Linked DNA regions of Homo sapiens: all the other regions are linked to region 2. A link is a contact called in ENCODE Hi-C or POLR2A ChIA-PET data. All regions are on one chromosome and are shown on one strand. The core of a region is the stretch at or near the end of the contact, and the rest is flanking DNA. Distances in the headings are between cores, read along the strand shown. Region 1 holds the start of LINC01841 (long intergenic non-protein coding RNA 1841). Region 2 holds the start of LYL1 (LYL1 basic helix-loop-helix family member). Region 3 holds the start of DDX39A (DExD-box helicase 39A). Region 4 holds the start of ASF1B (anti-silencing function 1B histone chaperone).

Evidence for each region. A loop is a pair of places that touch in the nucleus more often than their neighbours do. ChIA-PET counts read pairs that join two places held with the same protein, here RNA polymerase II (POLR2A). Pooled maps may share reads with other maps.
Region 1: a loop to region 2 is called in a pooled map, with 2.5 times the contacts of the local background. The contact joins the promoter of LINC01841 here to the promoter of LYL1 in region 2. A Hi-C loop is called at or near these places in 1 of 37 single-sample maps with no recorded cell type and 5 of 50 pooled maps. POLR2A ChIA-PET finds 5 or more read pairs at or near these places in 2 of 52 experiments (T-cell and activated T-cell).
Region 3: a loop to region 2 is called in a pooled map, with 8 times the contacts of the local background. The contact joins the promoter of DDX39A here to the promoter of LYL1 in region 2. A Hi-C loop is called at or near these places in 5 of 50 pooled maps. POLR2A ChIA-PET finds 5 or more read pairs at or near these places in 2 of 52 experiments (HEK293 and activated CD8-positive, alpha-beta memory T cell).
Region 4: a loop to region 2 is called in a pooled map, with 7 times the contacts of the local background. The contact joins the promoter of ASF1B here to the promoter of LYL1 in region 2. A Hi-C loop is called at or near these places in 1 of 37 single-sample maps with no recorded cell type and 6 of 50 pooled maps. POLR2A ChIA-PET finds 5 or more read pairs at or near these places in 1 of 52 experiments (activated CD4-positive, alpha-beta T cell).

The regions. Positions count from the first base shown.
Region 1 is chr19:14,361,977-14,368,618 of GRCh38, forward strand. It overlaps LINC01841 (long intergenic non-protein coding RNA 1841), which reads right to left and starts at 2,014. Exons shown (of 4, transcript NR_134908.1): 1 at 1,896-2,014. RefSeq lists an enhancer at 4,641-4,935 and a silencer at 4,798-4,887.
Region 2 is chr19:13,101,426-13,107,719 of GRCh38, forward strand. LYL1 (LYL1 basic helix-loop-helix family member) reads right to left here and starts at 1,433. Exons shown (of 4, transcript NM_005583.5): 1 at 1,106-1,433. TRMT1 (tRNA methyltransferase 1) reads right to left here. Exons shown (of 17, transcript NM_001136035.4): 14 at 6,149-6,225; 15 at 4,062-4,181; 16 at 3,842-3,971; 17 at 3,482-3,656. The coding sequence ends at 3,510. It overlaps LOC105372282 (a long non-coding RNA gene), which reads left to right and starts at 2,991. Exons shown (of 2, transcript XR_001753871.2): 1 at 2,991-3,219; 2 at 3,383-3,481. RefSeq lists cis regulatory regions at 1,186-2,106, 2,906-3,486, silencers at 1,206-1,815, 4,536-4,615 and enhancers at 2,896-2,975, 2,910-3,204, 3,116-3,175.
Region 3 is chr19:14,413,575-14,420,590 of GRCh38, forward strand. DDX39A (DExD-box helicase 39A) reads right to left here and starts at 5,767. Exons shown (of 11, transcript NM_005804.4): 1 at 5,696-5,767. RefSeq lists silencers at 3,160-3,239, 3,260-3,349, 5,497-5,596 and enhancers at 4,347-4,396, 4,767-4,826, 5,237-5,376.
Region 4 is chr19:14,131,476-14,138,689 of GRCh38, forward strand. ASF1B (anti-silencing function 1B histone chaperone) reads right to left here and starts at 5,114. Exons shown (of 4, transcript NM_018154.3): 1 at 4,873-5,114. The coding sequence starts at 4,981. ADGRL1-AS1 (ADGRL1 antisense RNA 1) reads left to right here and starts at 5,677. Exons shown (of 3, transcript NR_045214.1): 1 at 5,677-5,748. RefSeq lists a silencer at 4,880-4,929 and enhancers at 5,260-5,399, 5,477-6,103, 5,600-5,759.

The DNA.
Region 1 (6,642 bases), core at 764-3,263, 1.3 Mb after region 2:
TGCCCAAAACGGCGAGGAAGCTGGCCTGGCTGAAGGGAATGAGCAAAGGGGAGAGAAGGAGGAGGTGAGGGCAGATAAGTGCTGAGCAGATCCTGCAGGGCCCTGTGGGCCACAAGAAGGAATTTGGCTTTTGCACTGAGTGAGGTGGGAGCCCTGGAGGGTCCTTGAGCAGAGGAGGGACGTGCCCTGACAGAAAAGCATGGAGCGGGCGAGCAAGGGCAGGAGCCAGGAGACCAGGGCAGAGGAGTCTGCACTGGGCCAAGGGGGAGTTGATGGGGCCGGACCAGGTAGGGGCTGTGGAGGAGGTGAAAAGTGAGTAGATGCTGGATAGATTTTGAAAATAGAGCTCTCGGGATTTGCTGATACAATAGAGAGAGAGAGAAAGGGACAGGGGCAGAGATAGAGGCCAGGCATGGTGGCTCATGCCTGTAATCCCAGTACTTTGTGGGGCAGAGGCAGGAGGGTCACTGAAGCCTAGGAGTTCAAGACCAGCCTGGGCAACAAAGTGAGACCGGGGAAGGAGAAGGAAGGAAGGAAGGAAGGGAGGGAGGGAGGGAGGGAGGGAGGGAGGGAGGGAGGGAGGGGAGGAAGGAGAAAGAAAGGGAGGAGAGATAGAGATAGAGGAAAGAAAGAAAGAAGGAAGGAGAAGAAAGAGGGAAGGAAGGAAGGAAGGAAGGAAGAAATGGAGGGAGGGAGGGAAGGAAGGAAGGAGAAAGAAAGGGAGGAGAGACAGAGATAGATGAAAGAAAGAAGGAAGGAGAAGAAAGAAAGAGAGGGAAGGAAGGAAGGAAGGAAGGAAGGAGAGACAGAGAACGAAGAAAGAGAAGAAAGAAGGAAACAGAAAGAGAGAACAAAATAAAACAGAGACAGAGACATGGAGGACTCCAAGTATTTTGCCCCAAGAATCTGGGCCAAAAGAAAGGAAACAAGGTGGCCGGGCGCGGTGGCTCCCGCCTGTAATCCCAGCACTTTGGGAGGCCGAGGCGGGCGGATCACGAGGTCAGGAGATTGAGACCATCCTGGCTAACACGGTGAAACCCCGTCTCTACTAAAAATACAAAAAATTAGCCGGGCGTGGTGGGGGGCGCCTGTAGCCCCAGCTACTCGGGAGGCTGAGGCAGGAGAATGGCGTGAACCTGGGAGGCAGAGCTTGCAGTGAGCCGAGATCGCGCCACTGCACTCCAGCCTGGGTGACAGAGCAAGACTCCGTCTCAAAAAAAAAAGAAAAAAGAAAAAAAAGGAAGGAACAAGGCTCAGAGAGGTCCAAGGAGTTGCCCTGGCGGTCCGGGGCCACAGTGGCCTTCATCCCCAGCTGAGATGTGTCCCCAGTCTAAGGCCACTCAGAGCCAGGCACCTTCTCCGGCTGCCTCCCAATCCCCGCCCCCCGCTTCCGTCCCAGCACCCTCACCCCGCCCCCGGGCCCCTTTGTCCTCCTCTTCGTCTTATTTCCAGAATTTCTCCTCCCTAGGGAATCCAGTCCATGTGCTTTTGATTCCTTTGTCCTGAACTCATGCGGCATGAGCACCCCTGAAGCCTTATGTGGAAAAATTTGGAGGCTGGGGGTGGGGAGGGGGTCACATTCCTCCCGGGGGTACAGAGCTACGTCGGCATCTCCAGGGCCCCCCAGCAGCAAGCAGGCATCCTCCCAGGCCAGGCCAGACCGGACGCTGCCCAACACAGGCTTTCTTTGGGGCTTGGCCGGCGCCCGACTACAGCCCCGGCTCCAGCTGCCCTGCCTGTCCCCCGCCCCCACGCCTCCCGTCCCAACCTCCCACACGTTTCCTCCTAGAAGCCCAGACCCGTGGGACTTGGCCTCCCCCGCGCCTTCCCTCTCTACTCAGCTCTGCAGCTCCTGTAGGCCTCCTCCCCGGGTGATCACAGAAGGACCAGCTCACCTTAGCGGGACAGGCAGGGCATGGGCGTGGCCAGAGCCTCGGGCAGGCATCCCAGGCTCCCTGGTGTCTCTCTCATCCGCTGGCCTCTGTGCCCTCTTCTCTTCCCCACCCCCGCTCGTGGCCCCTCCTGCCTCTCCATCGCAAAGTCCCCAGAGGAGTCTCCTTAATCACTTGCTTTTGACTGAATCCTGACCACCTGGACCCTGATCTAGCTACTGAGGAGATAAAGTAACCAACACTTAAAAGCTAACCTTCAGGCATTCTGGGAGGCTGAGACTGACGGATCACTTGAGGTCAGGAGTTCAAGACCAGCCTGGCCAACAAGATGAAACCTCGTCTCTACTAAAAATACAAAAAAATTAGCTGGCGTAGTGGCGGATGCCTGTAATCCCAGCTACTGCGGAGGCTGAGGCAGGAGAATCGCTTGAACTTGGGAGGTGGAGATTGCAGTGAGCTGAGATCGTGCCACTGCACTCCAGCCTGGGCAACAAAGCAAGACTCCGTCTCAAAAAATAAAAATTAGCTGGGTGTGGGGCCGGGCTTGGTGGCTCAAGCCTGTAATCCCAGCACTTTGGGAGGCCGAGGCAGGCGGATCACCTGAGGTCAGAAGTTCAAGACCAGCCTGGCCAACATGGTGAAACCCCGTCTCTACTAAAAATACAAAAAAAAATTAGCCAGGCGTGGTGGCGCATGCCTGTAATTCCAGCTACTCGGGAGGCTGAGGCAGGAGAATCAGTTGAACCTGGGAGGCAGACGTTGCAGTGAGCCGAGATCATGCCACTGCACTCCAGCCTGGGTGACAGAGCGACACCCTGTCTTAAAAGAAAAAAAATAGCTGGCTGTGGTGGCATGTGACTGTAGTCCCAGCCACAAGGGAGGCTGAGGTGGGAGGATTGCTTGAGCCCGGGAGTTCAAGGCTGCAGTAAGCTATGACTGCACTGCTGCACTCCACCCTGGCTGAGACCTTGACTCAGCAACAATGAAAAAGTGACAGGGCCAGGACTTGACCCCTGACCATTTTGTTCTACAGCCTTTCATGGGAAAGACAGATGAGTTTTCGACCTTCCAGAGCCTTTGATCCAGAGGAGAGAGGCAGGAAATAGCAAATGGATAAGAATATGCCATTCGGTGACTAGGGCAATGGAGATTGCAAAAGATGGTGGCTGGGAAATGGGGCTTGTGTCGGGGGTCCCTGAGACCACCCTCAGGGTCAATAATTTGCTGAGATTGATAGATCCCAGAAAAGTGGTGTTACTCCCAGTTATGGTTTATTACAGTGAAAGTTACAGATGAAAATCAGCAAAGAGGCCAGGCTTGGTGGCTCATGCCTGTAACCCCAGCACTTTGGGAGGCCCAGACAGGCAGATCATTTGAGGTCATGAGTTCAAGACCAGCCTGACCAACATGGTGAAACCCCATCTCTACTAAAAATACAAAAATTAGCCAGGTGTGGCAGGGGGCTCCTGTAATCCCAGCTACTTGGGAGGCTGAGACAGGAGGATCACCTGGACCTGGGAGGCAGAGGTTGTAGCGAGCCGAGATCCTGCCATTGCACTCCAGTCTAAGCAACAAGAGCAAAACTCCATCTCGAAAAAAAAAAAAAAACTAGGAATACTAGAGGAGAGGAGGTGAGGCAGACAGGCTCCAAGACTCCTCCATGATTCCCACCTCCTGATGTCTGCACTCTGTGTGATCCCTCGAGTGTGAGCTGGACCCAATAACTTGCTTCTAACAATAGACTAGGACAATGTATGCCAGGAGCAGTGGCTCACGCCCATAATCTCAGCACTTTGGGAGGCTGAGACAGAGGGATCACTTGAGCCCAGGAGTTCAAGACCAGTCTGGGCAACATAGCAAGACCCCATCTCTATAAAAATTCAAGCATTAGCTGGGTGTGGTGGTGCACACCTGTAGTCCCAGCTACTCGGGAGGCTGAGGTGGGAGGATTGCTTGTGCTCAGGAGGTCAATGCTGCAGTGAGCTATGATTGTGCCACTGCACTCCAGCCTGGGTGACAGAGTGAGACCTTGTCTCTCTCATATATGTGTATATATATATACATATATTTTTTTTTTGAGATGGAGTCTCATTCTGTTGCCCAGGCTGGAGTGCAGTGCAGTGGTATGATCTCTACTCACTCCAACCTCCGCCTCCTGGGTTCAAGCGATTCTCGTGCGTCAGCCTTCCAAGTAGCTGGAATTACAGGTGTGCAGTATCACGACCTGCTAATTTTTTGTACTTTTAGCAGAGATGGGGTTTCACCATGTTGGCCAGGCTGGTCTCGAACTCCTGGTCTCAAGCAATCCACCTGCATCGGCTTCCCAAAGTGTTGGGATTACAGGTGTGAGCCACCGCGCCTGACCTATGTGTATATATATACATATCTATAGATAGATAGATAGATAGATAGATAGATAGATAGATAGATAGATTTAATGTTACCATTTTATTCATCATGGTTTTGCATTAATCTTGACTTTTACAAAATATCACAATAAAATAATATTTATGAGTTCAGGACAAAGTTCTTGAGTTCTTTGACACCCCCTGAAATTTTGTTCCCAAGTCAAGCATCCACCTTGCCTCTCATTCCAGCCCTACAGCTTAATGATATGAGACCATCGTCATGCACAAGACAGGACTGGATGAGTGACATCTACAGATTCTGCTGCCACACTGGACTCAAGGCAGGTTCAGTTCTGCTGCAGTAACAAGCCAGGGAAAAAAATGAGCCAGGCATGGTGGCACACACCTGTAGTCCCAGCTACTTTAAGCCCCAAATCTCAGGAGCTTAAAACATCAGAGGTTTCACTTTTCACTCAGCCAGCATCTGGCATGTTGCCCGTTGCCAAGGCAGAAGAAAAAGAACATATAGCATGCTCTGCAGCAGCTCTTAAAGCCTCTGCCCAGAAGTGACACAAGTCAAACCTGCTCACATGCCATTGGTCAGAGCAAGTCACGTGGCCACACAAGTGGGTGGAGCAATGCCTTCCTACCTTGTACCTGGAGGGAGAAAGAGCTGGAATATTGGTGAATCGCTCAGTGATCATAGCAGTGTCCCTGGGTGAGGTCCAGAGGGCAGCTGTATGTCTGGAGGTAGACAGGGAGGTCCAGGTGGAGACATGTAAGAGGCTTTGGGATATAATTGGTATTGACTTCTTGGAGGGCCTGATCACCCCCTACTATGGAGGACACATGGGGGTCACCTGCCAGGACCCACAGGATGGGAATCCTGCCCCAGTCTCCTCTGAGACTGGATTTTTTTTTTTTTTTGATTTTTTTTTTGAGACAGGATCTCGCCGAAGTACAGTGGTGCAACCATATAGTTCGCTGCAGCCTCAACCTCTTGGGCTCAAGCAATCCTCCTGCCTCAGCCTCCCGAGTAGCTGGGACCAGAGTCATGTGCCATCAGGCCTGGGTAATTTTTAAACTTTTTTTGTAGAGATGGGGGTGCGGGTCTCGCTATGTTGCCCTAGCTGGTCTTGAACTCCTGGCCTTAAGCGATCCTCCTGCCTCGTCCTGCCAAAGCGAGCCACCGTGCCTGTCCTTCAGCCTGGATAAAATTTGTGGTGAAATACACATGACATGAAATGTTCTATCTTAACCATTTTAAGTGTACAGTTCAGTTACATTAAGAAAATTGTCAGGCCGGGCGTGGGGGCTCATGCCTGTAATCCCAGCACTTTGGGAGGCTGAGATGGACAGATCACTTGAAGTCAGAAGTTCAAGACCAGCCTGACCAATATGGTGAAACCCCGTCTGTCCTAAAAATACAAAAATTGGCCAGGCACGGTGGTGTGAACCTGTAGTCCCAGCTACTGGGAGGCTGAGACAAGAGAATCACTTGAACCCAGGAGACAGAGGTTGCAGAGAGCCAAGATTGAGCCACTGTACTCCGGCCTGGGCAACAGAGTGAGACTCAGTCTCAAAAAGAAAAGAAAATTCTCAGTTGGGCACAGTGGCTCACACGTGTAATCCCAGCACTTTGGGAGGCTGAGGTGGGCAGATCATCTGAGATCAGGAGTTTGAGACCAGCCTGGCCAACATGGTGACACCCTGGCTGTACTAAAAATACAAAAATTAGCCAGGAATGGTTGTGCACACCTGTAATCCCAGCTACTTGGGAGGCTGAGGCACGAGAATCACTTGAACCCAGGAGGCAGAGGTTGCAGTGAGCCCAGATTGTGCCACTGCACTGCGGCCTGGGCAACAGAGTAAGACCCCGTCTCAAAACAAAACAAAACAAAAACCAGAAAAAATAAATTCTCATAGTTGCCACTGACACCATCATTCATCTCCAGAACTTTTTCATCTTGCAAAACTAAAACTGTATCCACAAAACAACTCCCCGTTCCTCCTCCCTCCAGTTCCTGGAAACCACAATTCTACTTTCTGTTTCTATGAATTTGACAAGTTTAGTTACTTCCTGTAAATGTGATCATACGGTATTTGTTCTTTTGTGGCAGGTTTATTTCACTTAGCATAATGCCCTCAGGGTGCATTCATGTTATATGTACGAGAATTTCCTTCCTCTTTAAGGCTGAGTAATATTCCACTGTATAGATAGACCACATTTTGTTTATCCATTCATCTATCCATGGAGACTGGTTGCTTTCAACTTTTGGCTATTTTAGCTAATGCTGCCGTGAACATAGGTGTACAGATGTCTCTTTGAACTTTGCTTTCAATTCGGGTGTCTATGCAGAAGTAGAATTGATGGATCATATGACAATTCTATGTTTAATTTT
Region 2 (6,294 bases), core at 183-2,682:
TGTCCCTGAGCTCTTTGTGACCCAGGAGGGGCGCTGTTGCCCAGCCTCTGAGCAAATATTCCTTCTTCCAGAATTCCCTCACCTCTGCAGCCTGGAGAGGGAACAAGACAGGGAGCCCCTAACTGATCCTGGGATCCCCAGAAACCCCAAGATTAACCCTGTTATCCTCAGATCTAAAGATCCAACCCAGAGACTCCTCATTAACTCATTGATGCCATGTGAGCTTGGAATCCCTCCAAGATGGACTCTGACCCTTCACGGAAGGCCCCCAGCCCCCACCCAGGCTGACCCTCTGCACCTCAAGAATGACCCTGCGGTTCTTCCCATTGCTGTCCCTGAAAGTGCTCCATAATTGCTTGAGTGACCCCCACTCCCACTGCAAACATCCCCCATAGCAACCCTGTGACCCCACTACTGACACTATGACCTCAAATGCTGACCCTAGACCCCCAAACACTGACCCCACTGCCCAGTCCAGTCCAGTCATGCCCCAACCCTCCCTCTGGCTTGGAAGCCCCCATCCTCATCAGCATCCACGCTTTTTAAAATTTGTTTATTTTTTTAGAGACAGGGTCTCCCTCTGTTGTCCAGGCTGGAGTGCAGTGGTGCAATCATAGTGCACTGCAGCCTCAAATTCCTGGGCTCGAGCCATCCTCCTGTCTCAGCCTCCTGAGTAGCTGAGAGTACAGGCATGTGCCACCATGCCCGGCTAATTTAAAAAAAAAAATTTTTTTTGTAGAGGCAGGTTCTCACTCTGTTGTCCAGGGTGGTCTGGAACTCCTGGGCTCAAGTGATCCTCCTGCCTCAGCCTCCCAAAGTGCTGGGATTACAGGCATGCACCACAATGCCCCGCGATCATCCACAGTTTTGCATACTGTTTTGACATCCCTGTTTGCTCTTGGTTCCAGAGTCCAGGATGTCCCAGCAAGGTGTGAGACTGTTGGCCCCTCTGCCCTGTCTTCCTCAGCTAGGCCCTGGGGAAGCAGGCCTGGCCCCTCACTAGTGGGTCCCTGCTGGTGAATGAATGAATGAAGGAATGAACAAAGGAATGCAGGCTGGGTCCCAGGCCCGGGATCCTCCACCTTTAGGCCCGCTCCCCTCTTACCCCAGCACTGTTCTTGCAGCCTGGTGAGTGCCCTGGCTCTGTCCCGTCAGGGCTGGCAGTCTGGGCCAGGGTGTGGTTTCCAGCGTCAGGCCAGGCTCTGCTGTCTCGCGAGGGTCCGGCCTCAATGCTCCAGGCCCCGGCGTTGGGCCGCGCCTCCTCGTGGGCCTCGGAAGGCCAGGATAGCCGAGGTCTCCGCGTAGGTCCCCCCCAGGGAAAGTGAGCGGCTCCCGGGCCGGCCCGCCTTCTCCCCGCCCCCGGCGGCCCGGTTTCCTCCCTCTCACCCCTGGCGGCGCAGCGGCCGGAGGATGCTGGCCCAGTGCAGATAAGGGCCAGGCTGCCTGGCCGCGCCTGATAAGGAGCCTGGCTGACCCCGGAGGAAACCAGCGGGCGGGGACCTAGCAGCGCGGGCCTCCCGGCCCCGCCCCCAGCCGGCGCTGGCAGGACTCGGTCCGCCACCCCTCAGGGCTTCGCCTTCCGCTCCCCCAGCCACTGTAGGGACCCCGGGCCTCTGGGGACCCGGGCCCCAGGGCAGCCGGGGAGGGAGGTGCCTGGATGCACGCAGGGGGTAAACTGAGGCAGGGAAGCTGCCTCCTCTTATGTCCGAGTCTGCCCTTTGGCTTTGCACACTCCCTGCCCGAATGTCTGTGCTGATGGGGGTGAGGGAGAGCCCTTTCCGGCCCGTTGGGGCCGCGTGACCCTGGGCCCCCACCTCCTCTCCTCACCCAGCCTGGTTCCTCTTTTTACAGAGGCCCTTCCCTCCTCTCCACCACCCCTACCCGGGAGTGGGGCACCCAAAGGGGAACAGTTCTAACAGTCTGGCCTTGGGTGTCCAGCCTGGGCAGGTGTCCCAAGCCCTCAGCACAGTATCCACACATTTCCAAGCCCAGGAGGGTGAGAGGAAGAGCCATGGCTGTCAGGGGTGGGGTGGGGAAGTTGGATTTCCTAGGGTGCTGGGGCTGGTGTGACCTTCCAGTAGATGCCCAACAGGTCCCCACAACTATAGGCCTCTTGGCTACAGGATCACATAACTCCAACTTGGTGGTCCATGGCCCTCACCCCACAGCACCCGGCCCCTTCATGGGGGGCAGTTATCCTGGCTTGGTGGTAAACCTCAAGACCCTACTGGAGCCTCCCACAGGGAGAGGCTCTGGGCACAGCCAGGCAGCAGCAGCTACCAGACTGCCACCCACTTGTGATACTCATGCTTTGGCCCGTCTGTGTATCTGGGCAACTGCAAGAGCCCCCAGGCAGGCAGGCACCCAGCAGCAGGACTACCAACCCCCCCCCCCCCCCGCCCAGGAATGGGGTGGAGCCCAGGACCCCACGATCAACACCTCCATTGCTTTCCTCCAAAGAAGCAGGAACTAAAGTTTTATGCAGTAAAGGCCGGGCTTGGTGGCTCATGCCTGTCATCCCAGCACTTTGGGAGGCTGAGGCTGGCGGATTGCTTGGGCTCATGAGTTTGAGACCAGCCTGGGAAACATGGCAAAACCCCATCTCTACAAAAAATACAAAAATTAGCTGGTTGTGGTGGTGCGTGCCTGTAGTCCCTGCTACTCTGGAGGCTGAGGTGGGAGGATGGCGTGAGCCTGGGAGGTGGAGGCTGCAGTGAGCCAATATTGCGCCACTGCACTCCAGCCTGGGCCACACACCTAGACCTTGCCTCAAAAAAAAAAAAAAAAAAAAAAAAATTAAGCGCTAACTCTGATATCGCTACAAGGAGGGTCCTAAGATTAGCCTCATTACAGATGGGGATGAAGGGAGCAGGAGCCAGAGAGGGGATCCTGCCCCAGGACTCTTCGTTAACGTTACTAAACCCCACTCTGGAGGGCAGGGAGGGGTACAGCTCCCCCTCACTGGGTGTCTGGGCAGCAGCCTGCGAGGTCCCTCTTTGTGTGCACGCCCCCCTCGCCCCGGGCCTCAGGGCAGGAAGCACCTGGTCTGGAGCGGATGCACAGGGCGCCTGGTTCCGGTCCAGCTTCCGCCACTGTGGCCCCTGGAGAGCTGGGCCAAAGAAACCAGGCGGCGAGGAGGCAGCGGCGCGAAGACACGTGGGGGCTACCGGGCAGGAGCGCCCCACTATGCGCAAGCCCGTGGCCTGGAGAGCGCTGAAGGTGGGAGGGGGAAGAGGGGCAGAACCCCCGCGGGAGCGAGCGCACAGCTGCCGCCCCGTGGCCGCTTCGGGAATCGCTGGCTCCGGCTCTGGGGTGGCTCAGTGACCCTCGCTGCAGAGGGGCCGACCACTGTGCAGATGGTCAGCTCCTACCTCCCATACAGACTCAACACTCCAGCCAGGCAGGGGCGAACGATCCCCAGAGGAACAGATCCCAGTCATGCAGCTGTATGGACCAATACACAAACCACAGGCAATCGGGAGAAGGTGACGTGACATCTCTTTATTGGTTCAGTCTATGCCTGGCCCAGCGGCAGCCCCAGGTCCAGGGGGGGTCTGGTTGGAGGTCTCTGGACAGTCAGGGGCAGCATCAGCAGAAACCCTGGGTGTCGGGGGGCTGTGGGAGTAGCAGCACTGGTCCCCGCGTTGACAGGTGCCCTGGTGGGAAGATGGTGGGTGTGAACCCCTGCCCGGAGCTCAGCAGCCCCTGATGGGATCCTTTCCTGGGATGGGAAGCCCACTCCCAAACACTTGCCTGGCCCCAGCTCCCCCAATTCTCTCCCTGTTGCCCAAAGGGGAGACTCATGTGTCCTGCAGTGGAGGAAAGGGAGGAGGGACCTCACCTCCTTAAACCTCTTGCAAGGAAATGTCTTGAGCCGGGCAGCCCGCTGGGCCACATCTTCCGGCGGCTCCTTCCGCTTGTTCTGAAGCAGCCTGCGTCTCTCCTCCATAGCTTCGTCGGCCGCCTTGCCCCTGTGCGAGGGGAGGAGTAGGTGGGACCCCATCTGCCCTTTACCCCTTCTTTCCCTGGCTGAGCCCCACCCCCACCTTACCACCACTCACCCTGGCCGGGCACGAGGCCGGGGACCCCAGTTGGCCTCCGGGTTAGCCTGGAAGCGCTTGAGTCCTCGCTGTCGGGAGCTGGGGTTGGCATCTTCCCGGATGGTGAAGTTGGCCTGCAGCCTAGGGAAGCAGGGGTGGGGCGTTGGGGCTGGGGGAAGCTGCCACACGAGTGTGTCCCCACTCCCCACAGGGCCTGTCCGCCTCCACAACACAGCACGAGGTGTCTGCTCATGTCAGGATTCTCTCATTCATCTAATAAACATTTTTGGTTTTTTTAAAGAGATGGGGTCTCGGCCAGGCACGGTGGCTCATGCCTGTAAATCCCAGCATTTTGGGAGGCTGAGGCGGGTGGATCACCTGAGGTCAGGAGTTCGAGACCAGCCTGGCCAACATGGTGAAACCCCATCTCCACTAAAAATACAAAAATTAGCCAGGCGTGGTGCCGGGTGCCTGTGATACCAGCTACTCGGGACGCTGAGGCAGGAGAATCGCTTGAACCTGGGAGGCGGAGGTTGCAGTGAGCTGAAATCGCACCACTGCACTCCAGCCTGGGCAAGAGAGTGAGCCTCTGTCTAAAAAAAAATAAAATAAAGATACAGGGTCTCACTCTGCTGCCCAGGCTGGAGTGCAGTGGTGCGATCGCCATCAAAGCTGCAGTCTGGAACTCCTGGGCTTGAGCAACCCTCCTGCCTCCGCCTCAAGCTCCTGAGTAGCTGGGACGACAGGCAGGTACCACCATGCCCAGCTAATTTTTTTAGTTTTCTGGTAGAGATGGAGTCTTAATTACTGTGTTGCCCAGGCTGGTTTCATTCCTGGGCTCAAGCGATCTTCCCGCCTTGGCCCCCAAAGCACTGGGATTATAGGAATGAGCCACCATGCCTGGCCTTAATAAACATTTTTATTTAACGACTGTGTGCCTGCATTGTTCTCAGTGCTGGGAATAGACAGTGAACAAAATGGACAAAAAGTTACCCCTGGTATGCTGGTAATGCTAATTTTCTTTTCTTTTGGGATGGAGTCTCACTCTGTCGCCCAGGCTGGAGTGCAGTGGTGCGATCTCGGCTCACTACAAACTCTGCCTCAGGTTCAAGCGATTCACCTGCCTCAGCCTCCCGAGTAGCTGGGACTACAGGCATGTGCCACCACACCTGGCTAATTTTTTTTTTTTTTTTGTATTTTTAGTAGAGACAGGGTTTCGTCATGTTGGCCAGGCTGGTCTTGAACTCCTGACCTCAGGTGATCTGCCTGTCTTGGCCTCCCAAAGTGCTGGGATTACAGGTGTGAGCCACTACGCCCAGCCCAGTCAGCAGATTTAGTTATTTTTATTTTTATTTATTTATTTATTTATTTATTTGAGACGGAGTCTTACTCTGTCACCCAGGCTGGAGTGCAGTGGCGCTATCTCGGCTCACTGCAAGCTCTGCCCCCCGGGGTTCACGCCATTCTCCTGTCTCAGCCTCCCGAGTAGCTGGGACTACAGGCACCTGCCACCACGCCCGGCTAATTTTTTTTTTTTTTTTTTTGTATTTTTAGTAGAGACAGGGTTTCACTGTGTTAGCCAGGATGGTCTCAATCTCCTGATCTCGTGATCCGCCTGCCTCGGCCTCCCAAAGTGCTGGGACTACAGGCATGAGCCACCGCACCCAGCTATTTTTTTATTCTTTTTGAGATGGAGTCTCGCTCTGTCGCCCAGGCTGGAGTGCAATGGCGCGATCTAGACTCACCGCAACCTCTGCCTCCCAGGTTCAAGCGATTCTCCTGTCTCAGCCTCCTGAGTAGCTGGGATTACAGGCACCCACCACCACACCATGCCCAGCTAATTTTTGTATTTTTAGTAGAGATGGGGTTCCACCATGTTGGCCAGGCTGGTCTTGAACTCCTGACCTCAGGTGATCCACCTGCCTCAGCCTCCCAAAGTGCTGGGATTACAGGCGTGAGCCACCTACCCAGCCCCAGTCAGCAGATTTTGAATCTCACTTGAAGAATGGGCACGAGTCTGTGTGGGGCAGCATCTGTGTTGTCTGCACACACATGTGCTTCCATGTCTGTGGGCAGCCCTGGCCGCTCCTGCATGTGCTTGCCCCTACCTGGGCTCCACACTGAGAATGCGGAACGCTGGGCTAGTCTCTGATAGTCGCTCCCGTTTCACCGGACATTCCTTCTCCTGGGGGCAGAGGTCAGAGGTTAGGGAATACTAGGCCCAAGGGACCTCCAGGTGACCACCACCTGCCCT
Region 3 (7,016 bases), core at 4,517-7,016, 1.3 Mb after region 2:
GGAGCCCCTGCCCCAAGCCTTTGAACCTGGCTGTCACCGCCAGGAATGCTCTGCCCCCAGGTCTCTGCACAAATGCCTCCTTCTCCACACGCAAGCCTCAGCTCCAGTGAACCTCCTCAGACTACTCAGCCCAGAGAAGCCCCCTCCCTATCACTCCCCAAGGAACCCACTGGGCTTTCATGGGGCAGGAGCCCAAAGATCCCAGGGGTGGGGCTGCCAGGATGCTGGTGGGAACTGAGTTTGCGAGAGAGCAAGCAGTATCTGTCCAGCCCCAGCTTCTCCCACTCTCTGTGGTCTGCACAGGGGAATAATTAAGTGCTCTCATGAAAGGCCTCCTATTGGGCCTGGGCCAATAAAAATAAAGCTGAGAAGATGGAAAATGGAATTAATACAAAGTCTGCCTACCTCTTTGCTTTATTAATCTAATGCATACCAAGTGCCTGCTGGGTGCAAGGGACCCAAACATGAGGACAATTGTCTTTCGTCCTCCTCCCCTACCCCAGACTCCAGTGGGGGGTGGAGCAGAGGGTGACAGCTGCTACAATTCTTCCTGAGGCTGGATGCTGAGGATCCTAGGCCACTTTTGGCCTCGCTGTCACTCATTCCCGGCTCAGAAACAGCAATTCCATTGTCTCAATGGCTGTTTTCTCTCTCTCAACCTCCCTGTCCATGAGGCAGTGAATCCCACCAAGGCCCTCTGGCCAGTTCTCACCTATGCTACCATGCTGGCCCCAAGCTGCTATCACCTGTTTTATTATTATTATTATTATTATTATTATTATTATTATTATTATTATTGAGATGAAGTCTTGCTGTCACCCAGGCTGCAGTGCAGTGGCGCAACCTCGGCTCACTGCAACCTCCACCTCCAGGGTTCAAGATTCTCCTGCCTCAGCCTCCTGAGTATCTGGGATTACAGGTGCTTGCCACCATGCCCAGCTAATTTTTGTAGTTTTCGTAGAGACAGGGTTTCACCATGTTGGTCAGGCTGGTCTCAAACTCCTGACCTCATGATCTACCCACCTCAGCCTCCTAAAGTGCTGGGATTACAGGTGTGAGCCACCGCGCCTGGCCTTATTATTATTTTTAACTAGAACAGCTTTACAGGCTGCGCGCGGTGGCTCACGCCTGTAATCCCAGCACTTTTGAGAGACCAAGGCGGGTGGGTCACCTGAAGTCAGGAGTTCGAGACCAGCCTGACCAACATGGTGAAACCCCAACTCTACTAAAAATACAAAAATTTAGCCAGGCATGGTGGCAGGCGCCTATAATCCCAGCTACTCGGGAAGCTGAGGCAGAAAAATTGCTTAAACCTGGGAGGCGGAGGTTGTGATGGGCTGAAATCACGCTTCACTCCAGCCTAAAAAAAAAAAAAAAAAAAAAGAAAAGCTTCACAGAGATATTTACATGCTATACAACTCACCACTTAAGGCAGATAATTCAGTGGTTTTTAGTGTAGTCACAGACATGTGCAACCACTACCACATGTGCAATTTTAGAATACTTCATCACCTTGAAATAAAAGCTCCTGTACCCTTTACGTATCCATACCCTAAACACCCCACCCCAGCCCCGGGCAACCACTAATCTGCTTTCTGTTTCTATGGATTTGCCTGTTGTTGTGGACATTTCACATAAATGAAATCTTATAATTTGTGACATTTTGTGTCTGGCTTCTTTCACTCAGCACAGTGTGCTCTACCACATCATCAGTACTCCCTTCCTTTTTTTTCCCCCCTCTTTGAGACAAGGTCTTGCTCTGTTGCCCAGGCTGGAGTGCAGTGGCCCAATCAAAGCTCACTTCAACCTCTGCCTCCCGGGCTCAATCAAGCGATCTTCCCACCTCAGCCTCCCTAGTAGCAGGAGCTACATGCGCCCGCCACCACTAATTTTTGTATTTGTAACAGAGATGGGGTTTCACCATGTTGCCCAAGCTGATCTCCAACTTGTGGGCTCAGGCGATCCGCCCACCTCAGCCTTCCAAAGTGCTGGGATTACAGGTGTGAGCCACCACACCTGGCCTCATTTCTTTCCATGGTCACCTAATGTTCCATCTCACCAACATACTACATTTTGCTTAACCACTGTCAGCTGGACATGTAGGTGCCATCATCTCTTGCCTGAATTAAGCCAATATCCTCCTCCCTGGTTTCCCTGTTGCCATCCCCCAGCCCCTCCCCAGAGCAGCCAGAAAGACCCTATCAAACTAAGTCACGGCCAGGCGCGGTGGCTCACACCTGTAATCCCAGCACTTTGGGAGGCCTAGGCGGGCGGACCACCTGAGGTCAGGAGTCCAGGACCAGCCTGACCAACATGGTGAAACCCCATCTCTACTAAAAATACCAAAAATGTGCCGGGTGTGGTGGCGGGTACCTGTAATCCCAGCTACTTGGAGGCAGGAGAATCACTTGAACCTAGGAGGCAGAGGTTGCAGAGAGCCGAGATCACACCATGGCCCTCCAGCCTGGGCGACAGAGCAAGACCAAGACTCTGTCTCAAAAAAAAAAACAAACCTAAGAGTACATCACTATTCTGCTCAAAACTTTTAATGGGTTCCTACTGTGCTTAGAAAAAAACTCGAGTCCTCACAAAGCCAGCCTACCGGGCCCCTCCTAACCCGACTCCTCTATACTCATACCTCATCTCCCCCATTGCCCCTCACTCGCCAGCCTTGCTGCCGTGTCTCAAACACACCTCAGCACCTTTGCACTTGCTGTTCCTGCTGCCTGGAAGGGTCACAAATCCCCCACTTCTTTTGGGCCTCCTTTGCTCCAGAAAGGCATTTCCTCACAGCCCCAACTAAAACAGCACCGCTTCCAGTCAGCCCTGCCCTGTGAGAACAGCTAATAAGCACTCCATAGCAATGGCTGAATAAATGGAACTAGAATAAAGGCGTTCAGGCAGAGTTGAACATGTCTCTTTATCTGACCCTTCAAACAGGCAATCTGAAGGGGTCACTTCCCAGGCAGCAGGGAAAACAGGAGCCAAGAAAGGTCAGTCCGAAAAGCACCAGAGCCTTTTGGGGTATGCAGAGTAGGACTAGCTGGCTGGCGTCAGGGCAGAAGACAAAGCTGGAAGAGCTGGTCAGCCACACAGGGCATGTGTTTGTTTGTTTGTTTTTTTGTTTTTTGAGACAGGGTCTCGCTCTGTCACCCAGGCTGGAGTGCAGTGGTGCAATCATAGCTCACTGGAGCCTCGACCTCCCAGGCCCAGTGAGTCCACCACCTCAGCTTCCTGTGTAGCTGGGACTACAGGTGCATGCCACCACGCCTGGCTAATTTTTGTTTTAGTAGAGACAGTGTTTCACCACGTTTCCCAGGCTGGTCGTGAACTCCTGGACTCAAGCAAACCTCCTGCCTCTGCCTCCCAAAGTGCTGGGATTACAGGAATGAGCCACCCACCACGCCCAGCCTGGGCCTGTGTACTTGTTAAGCAATAGGGAACTGCTAATTAGATTGGAGCTGAGCCACTCAATCAGGATCTGCCCAAGAGTACTGTAACTTACTCCTCCGATGAAGGGGTAGGTTAAGACCAGTAGCAGGGAAAACCAGTCACCAAATAAAAGAGAAGTAACCAGGGTAGGGGCGTGAGGTAAGGAAAGAAAGGGTGGGACATGCCAAAAGACAGGAACATCCCCTGACCAATCCATGGGTAGAGAAAAGCCACAGTCTATTCTGGGCTCCAAATCTAGGTGGCCAAGAGATGGTGTATTTTAAGGAAATAAAGCAAAGTTGTTTTGTTGGTGGGGAAATAAATTTGGGGCAGGCCCGGCATGGTGCCTCACTTCTGTAATCCCAGCACTTTGAGAAGCCAGCGTGGGAGGATGGCTTGAGCCCAGGAGTTCGAGACCAACCTGGACAATAAGTCGAGACCGCGTCTATACAAAAACAATTTTTAAAAAAGTAGCCGGGTGGGTGGGGGGAGGGGGGAGGGACAGCATTAGGAGATATACCTAATGCAAATGACGAGTTAACGGGTCCAGCACACCAACATGGCACATGTATACATATGTAACAAACCTGCACGTTGTGCACATGTACCCTAAAACTTAAAAAAACTTAAAAAACACATAGCCCAAGGGGCACCTTCTATGTAGCAAAGGCTAAAAAATAAATAAGTAGAAATTAAAAAAAGAAAAAAATTAGCCCGGTGTGGTGGCATGGGCCTGTAGTCCCAGCTACTTGGGAGGCTGTGCCGGGAGGATCGCTTGAGCCAGGAGGTCGAGGCTGCCAGTGATGGCGCCATGGCATTCCAGCCTGGGTGACAGAGGGAGACCCTTTCTCAAGAAAAATAAATTTAAAAAAAGAAATTGGGGCCCAGCGTGGTGGCTCATGCCTGTAATCCCAGCACTTTGGGAGGCGAAGCGGGCGGATCACTTGAAGTCGGGAATTAGAGACAAGCCTGGGCAACATGGTGAAACCCCGTCTCTACTACAAATACAAAAATTAGCCGGATGTGCTTGCTTGAACCCGGAAGACGGAGGCTGCAGTGAGCCGAGATAGTGTCACTGCACTCCAGCCTGGGCGACAGAGCAAGGCTCTGTCTCAAAAAAAAAAAAAAAAAAAAAAAAAGAGAGAGAGAGATAAATAAATTGGGGTGAACCGAATCTGCTAAGATAAAATTTTCGAGAAACCGGGCTGGACAGGATCTAAAGCTCAAAACTGATTAGATCAGGAAAGGATCCGGCGGGGTTTTCCCCGCCCAAAGTGGGTGGCCATGACCGCTAAGGCGCCAGGAGCGCATGAACTTGAAAGGTGACAGCGGGGAACTCACAACCCAGACACGCCACGTGTACCCAGTTACCCTCAAGTGTCCCCAGGCAGGCTTTCCACCCCGGAGTTTATTCCCACCTGGGGACTCCTATTTCCAAAAGAAAATCTTTTTTTCATTCTGTTTTTTTTGAGGCAGAATCTCGCTCTGTCACCCAGGCTGGAGTGCAGTGTCGCGATCTCGGCTCACTGTAACCTCCACCTCCCGGGTTCAAGCGATTCTCGTGCCTCAGCCTCCCGAGTAGCTGGGACCACAGGCGCTCGCCACCACGCTCGGCTGATTTTTTTTTGTATTTTGAGTAGAGACGAGGTTTCACCATGTTGGCCAGGCTGGTCTCGAACTCCTGACCTCAAGTGATCCGCCCTCCTTGGTCTCTCCCAAAGTACTGAGATTACAAGAGCCACCGCGCCCGGCCTTCCAAAATAAAGTCTTATTTGCTCTAAATCTCAGAATCCCGAATCCCGTAAAAAGTAGACCAAGAAGAAGGTAGACTGGGAAAGGGATCAAGTCCCTCGGACCCAAAGAAACCCCTGACAACTGAAAGCTCCAACTTCTCCCACCCAGGCCCCAGACCCCGGCGTCACCCCCTCGTCCCTCTCCAAATGGCCCCAGGCCGCCGCGGGGTCTATTCGGACGAACTGACAGACTCCAAGTGGGGCTCGGAGCGCCGTAGGCCATGACAGCCCCTCCGAGAAGCGGGCCCCGAGCCCCGAGCACCGCGCGCCAACGGCTGGCCCACCCCTAGCGCATGCGCCCCGGTGCCCAACGGCCAACACACAGCGCTCTGACACACCAACCGCCCCGCCCCCACCGTCTCGCGACCCTTTCTCCCCCTCCCCTTAGATCCCAACGTCTCCCCTCGTCCTCTCGCTCTCAGTTCAGACGTCCCCACACCGCGGCCCCGCGCCCGGGATCCGCTGCTCACCTGGCTCCCCGTTCTTCTCCGCGCGCTGCTAAGAGACACTTCCAACTTCGGTTTTCCGCCGGGCGCTCAGACACGAGTTGCTGCGCTTCCTGCCTCTTGCGTCGGGCTGCTGCTCTGCTGACTGGGCCGCTGCCTTTTCATTCAAGAGAGGCCGAAGCGGTGATTGGGTCCTGTGGAAGGGACCGGGAGATTATTGGCGGAGACGGGAAGAAAGAGGGCGTGCCTTACGCCTCGCGTTTATTGGTCAATCTAAAAGTAGGCGCGCCCCAGTGAGCCGACAGACTGGCTCCGACAGCGCGCGGTCTCGTGATCTGGGTGTGGTGCTCGGTGGGAGCCGCCATGTTTAGTACTGATAACTGAAGACCGGATGATTGCGTTTTGGCGTGTGCCCCACCTTTTCGAAGAGTGGCGTCTGCGCTGGGCGCTGAAACCAGAACTGTCCCAGTTGCTATCAATCTGCGGCCTGGGGGTCCTCCACAGTGTAGGCTCTGAAAAGAATAGGGAGCTTGGAATGACTCAAATGGACAGAACATTTTGCAGTATTTGGATTTCTATCGCTCCACGATAGTTTTGTCTCCTTGATTTTCACGTTAGTAGAAGCATGCAATAGGTTGTCTTTTGTGTCTGACTTTTGCTCAACAAAGCTGTTTTTTTGAGACGGAGTCTGGCTCTGTCACCTAGGCTGGAGTGCAGTGGCGCGATCTCTGCTCACCACAACCTCCGCCTCTCGGGTTCAAGCGATTCTCCTGCCTCAGCCTCCTGAGTAGCTGGGACTGCTGGCGCCCGCCACCACACCTGGCTAATTTTCATATTTTTAGTAGAGAGGGGTTTCGCCATGTTGGCCAGGCTGGTCTCGAACTCCTGGCCTCATGTGATCTGCCCATCTCCGCCTCCCAAAGTGCTGGGATTACATGAGCCACCCTGCCTGGCCGCAGCAAAGTGTTTTTGAGAGTTGTCCATGTTGTGGGGATATCAACAGCTCGTTATTTTTTACTGCTGAGTGGTATTTCATTGTGTGGCTATACTATAATGTAGCCAATATAGTTTCACTCACCTGTTCTTGGCCAATTGATTGTTTCCGGTCTTTGGCCACTGTTAATAGAGCTTGTACTGTAAGAGTATTTTGGGGAAGATAAATTTTCATTTCTTTTAAATACTTAGGAGTGGCATGGTGGCATGGTCACTAAGCTTTATTAGATCCTGGCAGATTTATTTTCCTATCATCCTTCCTCCCTCTTTCCCTCCACTTTCTTCTTTCTTTCTTCAGGGTGTCACTCTTGTTACCTATCATGCCCAGCTAATTTTTAAAAATTTGGTAAAG
Region 4 (7,214 bases), core at 3,864-6,363, 1.0 Mb after region 2:
TGGCTTTTTCTTTTTTTTTTTTTTTGAGATGGAGTCTTGCTTTGTTGCCCAGGTTGGGGTGCAGTGGTGCAATCTCGGCTCGCTGCAAGCTCTGCCTCCTGGGTTCACGCCATTCTCCTGCCTCAGCCTCCCGAGTAGCTGGGACTACAGGCGCCCGCCACCACACCCGGCTAATTTTTTGTATTTTTAGTAGAGACGGGGTTTCACCATGTTGGCCAGGCTGGTCTCGAACTTCTGACCTCAGGTAATCTGCCCGCCTTGGTCTCCCAAAGTGCTGGGATTACAGGCGTGAGCCACCATGCCAGGCCTCCTTTGTTTGTTTGCTTTTTGCCTTTGTTCATAATCAAAGATGAGCTCTGCTGCCATAACAACTTCGTTATTTCTGGGTCAGAACATCTGGCTTCTATGACTTATTCAACCAGTGTCTGTTGAATTTCTCAGCTAAATGTGGAAGAATCTATTTCCAGATGTGGAAGATAAAAGTGCAAAGGGGGCTTGGGGCCCCTGAGAAATAGGGGTCACCCAACTGGGGCTTAGGGGTTAGGGTGGTTTTTTTTTTTTTTTTTTTTGAGATGGGGGTCTTGCTCTCTCACCCAGGTTGGAGTGCAGTGGTGCAATCATGGCTCACTGCAGCCCTGACCTCCTGGGCTCATGCAATCCTCCCACTTCAGCCTCCTGAGTAGCTGGGACCACAGACACGTGCCACCAAGTCCCGTTAATTTTTTGATGTTTCTGTAGAGACAAGGTTTTGCTATGTTACCCAGGCTGGCCCAAATTCCTGGGCTCAAGAGATCCTCCTTCCTTAGCCTCCCAAAGTGCTGGAATTACAGGCATGAGCCACCTCACACAGCTGGGTTGGGGGTTTTGTCAGATTTTCAGTTGACGCTGCTGAGAGTGAGGCAGATTCTCCCTTTTTCATGGAGAGGAGTCCAGAAGGAGGCAGAAAGCAAGCTGGCAGATCAGTCACAGAGAGCCCTAGGACTGGAAGAGCCAGGATTTCTCACTTGAGTTACTCAAAGGAAAAGCTTTATCATCCAGGTACAATTAACAATAGCATTCTCTGGCCAGGCGCTTAGGATTCAAAGTGTAATCCCAGCACTTTGGGAGGCTGAAGTGGGCATATCACTTGCGATCAGGTTTGAGACCAGCCTGGCCAACATGGTGAAACCTCGTCTCTACTAAAGACACAAAAATTAGCCGGGCATGGTGGCTCAAGCTTGTAATCCCAACTACTTGGGATACTGAGGCCGGAGAATCGCTTGAACTCGAGAGGTGGAGATTGCAGTGAGCTGAGATTGCACCACTGCACTGTAGCCTGGGTGACATAGTGAGATTCCATTTCTAATAATAATCATCATCATCATCATAATCATACGACGGGCACGGTGGCTCACGCCTGTAATCCCAGGCCGAGGCGGGCGGATCACAAGGTCAGGAAATCGAGACCATCCTGGGTAACACAGTGAAACCCCGTCTCTACTAAAAATCCAAAAAGTTAGCTGGGCATGGTTTCGGGCGCCTGTAGTCCCAGCTACTTGGGAGATTGAGGCAGGAGAATGGCGTGAACCCGGGAGGCGGAGCTTGCAATGAGCCATGATCACGCCACTGCACTCCAGCCTGGGTGACACAGCGAGACTCCATCTCAAAAATAAATAAATAAATAAATAAATAAATAAATAATAATAATAGCACTTCCCTTCACTGCATTTTGAGTGTCCTGATTAGGCAATAAATTCTGTGGTCATTCCTATCTATGCTCCACCCCTGAAACAGGGAATCCTTCCTTTCTTTCCCTGGATTGGAGCAAAGATAAAGAATTTAGATTCAAAACTTCAGTGCCAATACTTCTACAAACTGGCTGTGTGACTCTGGTGAAGTCACTCCATTTCTATTAAAAAATGATCAGCAGAGGCTGGACGCAGTGGCTCACGCCTGTAATCCCAGCACTTTGGGAGGCTGAGGCGGGCGGATCACCTGAGGTCAGGAGTTCAAGACCAGCCTGGCCAAGATGGTGAAACCCCGTCTCTACTAAAAATACAAAAATTAGCCAGGCGTCATAGCAGGCACCTGTAATCCCAGCTGCTCGGGAGGCTGAGGCAGGAGAATCGCTTGAATCTGGGAGGTGGAGGTTGCAGTGAGCCAAGATCGCGCCATTGCACTCCAGCCTGGGGGACAAGAGCAAGACTTCATCTCCAAAAAAACAAAAAAAGGACCAGCAGGTTGAATTTAGCCCTTCCGGCTCTAATTCTATAAATAAGTTAGTAAAGTCACAGGGCAGGGGCTTCCTAGGAGTAGAAGTACCAGATAATGACCGCACAACCATTTTTTTTTTTTTTTTTTTTTTTTGAGACGGAGTCTCGCTCTGTCGCCCAGGCTGGAGTGCAGTGGCGCGATCTCGGCTCACTGCAAGCTCCGCCTCCCGGGTTCACGCCATTCTCCTGCCTCAGCCTCCCGCGTAGCTGGGACTACAGGCGCCCGCCACCACGCCCGGCTAATTTTTTGTGTTTTTTAGTAGAGACGGGGTTTCACCGTGTTAGCCAGGATGGTCTCGATCTCCTGACCTCGTGATCCGCCCGCCTCGGCCTCCCAAAGTGCTGGGATTACAGGCGTGAGCCACCGCGCTCGGCCACAACCATTTTTAAATGCAAGGAACACAAACAGGCTGATTGAAACCTGATCTCCTGCCGTCGGGGAGCTGGGAATCCCTCAACCTATTACTTCCTTCCATCTCCTCCTGGCTTTTAAATTAAATCTTATTCCACAGCGTCATTCTACACTTTATTTATTTATTTACCCGCTGCCTTGTTCCAGAAAGGATTTAACTCGGCATATTCTATAGTTAGCCACAAGTAGACTCCTTAATTTAAAAAGGAGCGAGAGAGACCGGGGAGAGACAGACCCACTGGCCTACCCAAAGCACATCCACATCTCACTCTATCAGCTCCAAGCTAGTCCAGGCGACCAGCTTTGAGGGCAAAACACCTACCTGCCCCCGAGAGGCACTAGTTAGCATATCCTGGCTTCACAGGCCCCCAGATCACCACCTCCTCGGCTGCTGCCTTTTCTCTTTCAACCACCAAGTAGAAAAATGGCCTAATGGAGTACTTCTTCCTGAAAGCAGGACTTGCCTGTTAGTGGTGCCAAGGCTCCCTAGGTGACCTTAGATTTTGGATTTGTACAGGCCTTGACTTGAAAGGTCTTTTGCGTTTTGTGGCTCCTGTCTTCTCATCTGTGAGATGAGAGCCATGCCCACCTTTAAGTCACACAGATTAATAAGTACATCTACGGAAGCACCTTGGAAAAGATGTACAGGAGGCTGTGACCTCCAAGCTCCAGCCGACTGTTTGAAGCTGGAGCCCGTCACAGCTCAGCCCAATCCACCCACCCCCCAGACTAGGTCAGACCATCAAAAGCAACGGGAGCTTGGCACTGATTATCCAGCTATATTAAAAAAAAAAAAGAAGAAGACGGGGCACGGTGGCTCACGCCTGTAATCCCAGCACTTTGGGAGGCCAAGGCGGGTGGATCACTTGAGGTCAGGAGTTCGAGACCAACCTGGCTAACATGGTGAAACGCTGCCTCCACTAAAAATACTAAAATTAGCTGGGCGTGGTGACAGGCGCCTGTAGTCCCAGCTACTCGGGAGGCTGAGGCAGAAGAATCGCTTGAACTCGGGAGGTGGAGGTTGCAGTGAGCCGAGATCGTGCCATTGCACTCCAGCCTGGGCAACAGAGTGAGACTGTCTCAAAAAAAAAAAAAAAAAAAAGAAGAGGAAGAAGAAGAAAGAAAAAGTGACAGAAAAATTGCTGCAGTAACTCAGCTGGAAACGGGTGGGCAAACCTGGAGAACTAGCTAATGCCTGCCTGGCTATGCCACCCCTCGGATCTCAGTGTGTTTATCCAAGCCCACAGAGAAAGGTGGGGAAGGGGAGCTGGGGAGACAAAGTTCCCCTCAAAGACGGTAGCATCCTTTCCCAGGGAGAGCTCAAGCATAGGGGGGTTGGGCCCCAACGAAGGAGAGAAACCAGGTTCCAGGGTATGTGCATTGGGGCAGAAAAGCGGCAGCAACTGGTGGGCGTGGGGTTATTGAAATATTGGCAGGTTGGGGAGGGGACTGGTGGGACACAAATGGGAAGATGGGGTTGAGAGAGGTCCTGAAAAGGGGTTGAGGGGTTTTCACAGGAAAAAAAGGTTACTGGAGGGGAGGGTCTTCACGGCAAGGAGAGAGGAGCTTGGGTGAGAGGTCTCCATAGGGAAAATAGGAGATGGCTGGGATTTCCCCCGGGGAAAATGGGAAGGGGCTGGATATTGGGGGTCTCCAGAGGGAAAATGGGAGGTGTGAGTATCTCACTACAGGAAAGAGGGAATAAGTGGGCAAAAATGGGTGGGTGGTTGAAGCGGGGGTCTTGCCACAGGGAAACCACGGTGGCTGAAGATCTCCGTGGGTTAAGAAATGGAGGCCGAGAAGGTCTCCCCATGAAAACGGGTACCTAGGAAGAGCTCCAGAGAAAAAAGATGGATGAGGTTCCCCACGCGGGAAATGGGGCTTGGAGGGGGTTAATCTCTATGGGGAGGTCGGGGCGGGCAGTGGGGGAAGAGGCCACTGGGAGGTCCGAGTTAGCTGGCGGGGGGTCTCCACCCGGGAGGTCAAGGCGGGCAGTGGGGGAGGAGGTCACGGGGAGGTCCGTGTTGGCTGGTGGCGGGGGGTCTCCACCGGGAGATCCGGTTGACTGGCGGGCTGGGGGAGATCGGGGTTGGCGGAAGGGGGACGAGGGGTTTCATGGGGGAGATCAAGTTGGCCATGGGAGCGGTTCTCTGAGGGGAGGCCGGGGTCGGCCCGGGGGTGGGGGTCCCCGCACAGGCCCAGCCTCACCGTCCGCCAGGGCTTCACTGCACTCGAAGCTGATCTCGAACCGGAAGGGGCTGTGGAAAGGGCTCGGGTTCTCCAGGACCGCCACGTTCAGCACCGACACCTTGGCCATCGCCTCGCCTCGCCGCGCCGCAGCAGGGGCAGGGGCTGTGGCTGTGGCGGAGGCCGCGCCTGGGTCCGGTGGGGTCAGTGGGGTAGGGCTGACCAGGTCCACTCCCGCCTCTTCTCTCCGAGAACTGAAGTGCGCACCTAGTCCGCGCGCCGCCTTCAAATAGCCGGCCTCCGCCCTCTGGCCAATCACCGCCAACGCTCCCTGGCGGCGCGCGCACCCCCTCAGCCAGTCCTGGAGCGCCGATCGGCGCGCGCCCAGACTCCTCGGACCAATCAGCGGAGCTCCCTCTCCGCAGCGTGTGAGGAGGGCGAAACTATCTCCAAGCTTCTTAGCGTGTCCGCTGGAAACCAATCCCCAGCGTCTCCGACTTGGATGTCAACGGCGGGAATGGACGGAGTCACAGCGCCGGCCTCCTTCTGGCCAATCCTGAGGGTTCCCGCACCGGCGTGGCCCGCCCCTCGCCTCGCTTTTCCGGGAGATGCATCCCGCAGCGCGCAGCGCCGCCACCCGCCGAGCGGTGGCGCGCGGCGCTCGCTAAAGAAGGCGGGAAGGGCGGTGCTCGCACCCGAAGTGATTGGCAGGAGGGAGTGGGGCGGAGATAAAGAGGGTTTTCTGAGAGTTTATTGGCTGGATTGGTAATGGTGGCGGGAGCAGAAGGAGGCTCAGCTGGGGATTCGCTGGAGAGAAGCGGAAGTCGAGCGCCACCGCGGTGTTGGCGAGTGTGAAGAGAGAGGAGGAGCGTTTGCGGCCTCAGCGTCTGTCAACAGGTGAGCGTTTCCTGGAGCTTTTCTGAGTGGCTCCTGACCCTTGAGGTCCAGCGGCGCGGGAGTCCGTTGTGAACGTTGCGAACGTTCGGAGTGGCGGTCACGAGGCGCGCTCAGACCTCGGGAATCCGGCCGGGTTCGGATCCCGCTTTCGCCCCCGAGGGGTTCGGATCCCGCTCTCGCCCCCGAGGGGTTCGGATCCCGCTCTCGCCCCCGAGGGGTTCGGATCCCGCTCTCGCCCCCGAGGGGTTTGGATCCCTCTCTCGCCCCCTTGAGGGCTCTTGGGAGGTTTCAAGCGGACGGTACTGAAAATGGGAGTTCCAGTTCGGGGGCAGACCAGTGTTCAGAGTCCGGGCTCTGCTACTCAGCGCCCGAGGCAGCGCCTCCCCATTCAACGGGGGCCGTGGCAATTCCCTGACATGATTCATGACCACATAATACATCCGGAAACTTCTCTCCACCGCCTCCCGTCTGGGCCGTCGCCCCCGGCCTGGGAGACTCCAGGTCTCAGAGTCTCTGCCCCCACGGGCGATCAGTGCTGCCCAGTGGAAAAATAATGCCAGCCGCGCACCAAAATTAGGTGTAAAATTAACATTTTTTGGAAGCCACTTTTTTTTTTTTGAGATGGAATCTCGCGCTGTCACTCAGGCTGGAGTGCAATGGCGCGATCTCGGCTCACTGCAACCTCTACCTCCCGGGTTCAAGCGATTCTCCTGCCTCAGCCTCCTGAGTAGCTGGGATTACAGGTGCCCACCACCACAACCAGCTAATTTTTTTTCTGTATTTTCAGTAGAGACGGGGTTTCACCATGTTGGCCAGGCTGGTCTCGAACTCCTGACCTCAAGTGATCCGCCCGCCTCGGCCTTCCAGAGTGCTGGGATTACAGGCGTGAGCCACTGTGCCCGGCCATATCTTTTTTTATTATTATTTGTAATTTTAGAGGCTGGTCATGGAGGATTTCTTGAGGCCAGGAGTTCAAGATCAGCCTGGGCAACATAACAAGACCTCATATCTACAAAAAATAAAAGAATAAGCCAGGTGTGGTAGTGCATACCTGTAGTGTCTGCTACTCCTGAAGCTGAGGCAGGAGGATCTCTTGAGCCCAGAATGCTCCAGCCACTGCACTCCAGCCTGAGTGTCAGAGTGAGACCCTGTCTCTAAAAATTAAAATTAAATTTTAAAAAAGAAAGTTCAGTTTAGCTGTCTTGATAGCCGCAGTTGAGTGCTCCTGAGCCCGTGTGACAAGTGGCTCCTGTATTACTGGACAGCGAAGGTCAGAAACACATTTGACCAGGTCACTTCTCCGGATGAGAGCATTGTCTTTGAAACTCTATGCTTTGTCTCCTGTTAACCACCCAGCTCCAACTTCAAACCAGGCTAAGTAACCCTCTTTTTGTTAAAATTCTGACAAGCCACTCCCAGTGCAAAGCCTCTGCCCAGAACCTCTTCTCCTAGGCTCTTGGCATGGC